2 separate regions of the Homo sapiens genome follow, and region 2 is linked to region 1. The links are chromatin loops, found by intact Hi-C in ENCODE. Cell type or tissue: heart right ventricle. All regions are shown on one strand. Each heading gives the region's core, and the rest is flanking DNA. Links, peaks and the distances in the headings are about the cores only. Region 1 overlaps NOL10 (nucleolar protein 10). Region 2 has its middle 35 kb from the start of ODC1-DT.

Region 1 (2,822 bases), core at 32-2,531:
ATAAGTGTCAAAAATTCCTGGATGGGCCAGGCATGGTGGCTCATGCCTGTAATCCCAGCACTTTGGGAGGCCGAGGCGGGTAGATCACTTGAGGCCAAGAGCTTGAGACTAGCCTGGCCAACAAGGCGAAACCCTGTCTCTACTAAAATACAAAAAAATAGCTGAGCATGCTTTGGCACGTGCCTGTAATCCCAGCTACTTGGGAGGCTGAGGCATGAGAATAACTTGAGTCTGGCAGACAGAGGTTACGGTGAGCCGAGGTCGTGCTACCGCACTCCAGCCTGGGTGACACAGACTCTCTTAAAAAAAATAAGAAATACATGAAATTCCTAGATGGACGAGTGTTTTGCTATTTTGTCTCTTAATATTTTTATTTTGTCTTCCTATATTATAAAAGTAAATGTAGGAGACCAACAAGTGCTTGTATTTGTTCAGTAAGGATATATTGAGTACGGTACTAGGCTGCAGGAATATGTTGGTGAAGAAAACCAACATGTTCTCTATTGTACACTCACCGCCCTTGTGAGCTTACAATCTAGGTGAGGGGTGGTGATAAACAGATCTGTGACTAAGCGCTGTGAAGGAAGGCAGCAGGGTTCAGTGGCTTCCTACGCATTTTCCCTAAGTCAAGGGTCAGGCACTTTGTATCAGTCTCTTTTTTATGTAGATATTTTATCAGCCCCCTTCTTCTGTGTAGATATTATATATAGATTTGTAAAAATCTCCCCCACCTTCATCTTAAATTTGAATTTCAGGGTTGGAGACTTGGTGTTTTCTTTGCCTTATGATCATAGCACATATCTGGGGCAAAATAGTGAATGACCATATTTGTCCCACAATCTCTGGAAACAAAAGAGAACAGTAGAGAGAATGTTGGCCGATAGAGAACGTAGAGGTTGAGCCTCTATAATCCAAAAATCTGAAATGCAGACGCTCCAAAATTTAAAACTCTTTTGAGTGCCAACATGACTCCACAAGTGGAAAATCCAAACATGAGACTTAACCTAAAGTCTGTTTCCTGCCAAAAATTATTAAAAATATAAAATGTTTAAAGGTATAAAATTACCTTCAGTCTGTGTGTATAAAGTGTATATGAAGCATGAATGAATTTCATGTTTAGACTTGGGTCTCATCCCAAGATATCTCATTATTTTTATACAAATGTTCCAAAAGCCAAAAAAAAAATCAAAAATTTAAAATCCTTCTGATCTCAAGCATTTTAGAAACAGGCTACTCAGCCTGTATTGCTTTTCCTGGACAGACGTGTACAGTCATCCTCCCTTTCTCCTTGAACATACATCTCATATGCACATCATTTTACTTTATCTCCAAGTGGTATTTAGAAACACAGTTGACCAGGCCTCCTTAAAACTCTGTGCCCAGCTTCTAGAAGGCCACATTCTCCTGGGATTCCTTCTTTCATCTAGTTATCTCTTTTCAGTCTTCACTGGCTCCTCCTCCTGCTGATAACGTCCTAGACTTCGGATCTTGCCTCTCTCCCCTGACCTCTGAATGTTAGTGAGCGCTAGGACTTAGTCCTTGTCTCTTCTTTATTTATATTCTCTCCCAGGGAGCTTGTTTATGCCTAGGCTTTATATAACTAGGCTTTATATAACAGCTGTGTGTTAATGACGTCCAATTTTCCCTCTCCAGCCTTCCCTCTGAGCTACAGAGGTACATATCCACCAGTCTACTCGGCTTCTCCACTTGGATGTCTAATAGCACATCCTGTTTAATGTGTCTACATCAGAACTTCTGATCCAGCTCCCCACCTGCACCCCACCTGCCAGGGTCTCCATTTCAGCTGAAGCCTTGTTGTTGCTCACTCGGCTGTCTAGGCTTAGAGCGCAGGAGCCATCCTTGTTTCCTCTCCTCTCCACTTCATGCCTCGTCATCCAGTCCATCAGCTGTTTGCAGATTTTGTTCCACATCCAGCCATTTCTCAGTGCTTCCCTTCCATCAGGCCTCTGGATTACTGTAATACTGGATAACTGATCTTTCTGCTTCTGCTTTTGTCTCTCTTGTAACCTATTTTCCATGTAACAGCCAGACTGATGTAAAATATTAAAAATATAAACAAAACAGGCCCAGTGCGGTTGGTCACACCTGTAATACCAGTGCTTTGGGTGGCTGAGGCAAGAGGATTGCTTGAGCCTAGGAGTTTGAAACCAGCCTGGGCAACATAGTGAGACCCCATTTCCACAAAAAGTTTTAAAAATTAACCAGGTGTGGTGACATGTGTCTGTAGTTCCAGCTACTTGGGATGCTGAGGCAGGAGGATCCCTTGAGCCCAGGAGTTTGAGGCTACAGTAAGCTATGACCATGCTACTGCACTCCAGCCTGGGTGACAGAGCAAGACCCTGTTGCTTAAAATAATAATAATAAATATATATATATACACACACACACACACACACATACATATAAACAAAACAAATATAAATCAGATTGTGTTACTCTTCTGCTTAAAACCTTCCAGTGGCTCATTATTTTGCTTACAACTTGAAAAGTCTTACATAATAGAAAAGCAGAAAGAGACTAAAGAATCAGATTCTGTTTTCTTCTCACTCAACAGAGAATAGATCTCTATTAAGCATTAATCTATTTACAAAGATCACCAAATAGTCAGACTGTTAAACCAAATCCTCAGCCACTGCCACCATAAATGGGGAATAACTTATGGGCTGTTAAACCAAATCCCCAGCCACTGTTACCATAAGTGGGGAATAACTTATGGGCTGTATATTAATAATATATCAATATATAATTAATACCAATGTTATGATACATTAATATATAATTAATATATCAATTATATATTA
Region 2 (2,822 bases), core at 75-2,574, 150 kb after region 1:
ATAAAAATCACCCAAACTTCTATTAACATTATATACAGTATTTCCTTTCTGTGGTTTGTCATGTATAGATGAGTATTTCTTGTTTTAAAGACTAGGTTGATGCTATACATGGTTTTGTATACTGAGGGGTTTTTTTCACTTTAACTTACTTCATGATTCTCTTACCATGATGCTAGTCATTGAATATATAATATTTTCAATAATACACTATTCCATCATATGCAAAAAGCCTTTTGCTTAGTTTTTGTCTTTGAAAAACCACAGACATGAATTAAAATCAGAAAGAATGAGTGACAGACTATATGCAGGTGCACATTTACAAGCATAAAAGTATCTTCTTCAAAAACAAAGGGAAAACAATTTTTGAAAAATCACACATGCATGTGGGCGCGCACACACACACACACACACACACACACACACACACTCCAATTAAGCCTAAAAGACATTTGACAAAATGTAACATCTTTTCTTTAAAAACCTCTATGATAGATTATGGAAACGATTTGGAAATATAAGGCATTCACCAAGAACCAACAGAGGATATTTTTCTAAAGAGTGAAACTCTAGAACCAGTTCATTTAAATCAGGAACTGTACAAGGGTGATAATATGACCATTATTATTATTGAATATTGTCGTGGTTCCAGCGAATGCAATAACATCAAAAGCCTATAAAACCATTTTGAGACCTTGGAAAACAAGAAATAAATTTGTCTATTTTTGTGGATGATATGACTATGCACTTAGAAAACTCAAGAGATTAGTAAAAGTAACTAGAAATTATCAATGAGTATTGGTGACATTGCTAGATACTAGATAATTAGACAAATTATACAAATACTGACAGCTTCTGTCTATTCTAGTCATAAGCAACTAAAATGGAAAAAAGTGTATTTACAATAGCAACCAAAGCTATGAAGTGTTCAGAAATAAAATGTAACAAGAAAGAATAATGTCCTATGTAAACTCTAATTGGATGGCATAAAGCAGACTGAATGAAGAGAAAGCTTGGATGGGAATGCATATGTTTAACTTAAAGTACCCCTCCTAGAATTAATGTATAAAGTTAATGCAACTTCAAATAGAATTCTGATGGAGTACTTTTTTCTTTTATTTATATATTATATACTTAATATATATATTATATTATATATTTTTTCTTTTATGCACATATTTTATAGAGATGGGGCTCTCACTTTGTTGCTCGGGTTGGTCTCAAACTCCTGGCCTCAAGCAATCCTCTTACCTCAGCCTCCCAAAGTGCTGGGATTACAAGTGTAAACCCTAATACCTGGCCAAGTATTTTTTAAGAGGCAGAGAATTGGATAAAATTATCATAAAGCTTGTTGGGGAAAATTAATTCCTAAGAAATAAAACCTTTTGAAATAGAATCATTGGGGGAATTTGCATTTTCAGATCAAGACATGCCCGAAAGCCACTCTATTCAAAGTAACAGACTGTTGGCATTGGAATAGAAAGCTAGTTCTAGAACCAAACAGAGAAAGCAGAAATAGATCCCAGTACATTTAAGATTCTAACACATGAAGAAGATGTTCTTTTTCACTAATGGGAAAAGATAGATTACTTGGTCCTCAATCTTACAATTTATAAAATGATGGATTTTGACAAAGACATCAATAGCAAGACAGTAAAGATTTCTTTCCTTTTTTCTGTTTTTAAAGATTACTTAATAATTTAATGGTAGGGAAAACTCTCTTAACTCAGAAGTTTTTTTTTTTGAAGACAGACATATTTGTTGACATTAAGCCATTTAAAATTGTTTATAGCAAAAGATACAATAAACAAGGTGCTAGTTACAAACACTTGCAACTCAGAGGCCAGTGGCTTCATGTCTTGTATGCAAAGAAAGAGCTCTTACAAATTAGTAAGAGACAATCACCCAGTTAAAAAACGGGCCAAGGATCTAGAGAAGCAATTCACCAAAGGGCAAACCCAAATGACTAACAAAAATTTCTAAAGATTCTCTGCAATTTAAAATAGTGGTCAGATTTTTCTTTTTTTTCTTTTTCTTTTTTTTTTTTTTTTGAGACTGAATCTTGCTCTGTCTCCCAGGCTGGAGTGCAGTGGCCCAATCTTGGCTCACTGCAACCTCCACCATCTGGATTCAAGCGATTCTCGTGCCTCAGCCTCCCGAGTAGCTGGGACTACAGGTGCAGGCTGCCACACCCAGCTAAGTTTTGTACTTTTAGTAGAGACTGGGTTTCACCATGTTGACCAGGCTGGTCTCAAACTCCTGACCTCAAGTGATCTACCTGCCTCGGCCTCCCAGAGTGCTGGGATTGGAGGCGTGAGCCACCACACCTGGCCCAGATGATTCTTTACAAGTGTAAAACTACCAAAATTTAAAAACAGCAATAACATGTTTTGTTCTTGGGGTATGGGGAAATGAGTACTCATTTACTGGTTACAGCTTACTTGAGAGTATTGAGAGTCAATCTGGCAATACCTGTTAGAATAATAACCCTTCAGATCCGCAAAAATCCTTTTCCTGGGAAACGAACACATAGACACAAAAGCATCCATACATAAGGCTTGATATTCAAGGATTGTAGCCCTGGAAAACTGTGGGAACAAAGTGAATACCTATCAACGAGAGGGTTGAATAAAGTACAGTAATTCTCACCTTAGACTTAATTATGTAGCCATTTAAAAGAATGAATTTGAGTTACGATTGTTGACTTCATTGAGAAAACTAAGATGCAAAGAACTGTATAAGGTATGATCTGACTTTTGCAAACGATGTGATGAAAACCATATATATTTTTGTATATTATTATATGAGCAAAGAGACATATACAT

What was found. A loop is a pair of places that touch in the nucleus more often than their neighbours do. Peaks named below come from ENCODE experiments on the same cell type or tissue, not always from the same donor. Only the 100,000 strongest peaks of a DNase experiment are listed, where the experiment ranks them.
Region 2: a loop joins it to region 1, with 2.4 times the contacts of the local background. A loop is called at or near these places in 1 of 110 quality-filtered maps.

Annotation. Positions count from the first base shown.
Region 1 is chr2:10,633,390-10,636,211 of GRCh38, reverse strand. All of the region lies in intron 13 of NOL10 (nucleolar protein 10), which reads left to right. Among named protein-coding and RNA genes, the nearest start is that of NOL10, 55 kb to the left of the region's middle. In heart right ventricle, for the core only: no CTCF peak of the experiment used is centred there; no DNase peak of the experiment used is centred there; H3K27ac peaks cover 908 bases.
Region 2 is chr2:10,483,568-10,486,389 of GRCh38, reverse strand. No RefSeq gene overlaps it. Among named protein-coding and RNA genes, the nearest start is that of ODC1-DT, 35 kb to the right of the region's middle. In heart right ventricle, for the core only: no CTCF peak of the experiment used is centred there; no DNase peak of the experiment used is centred there; H3K27me3 peaks cover 897 bases.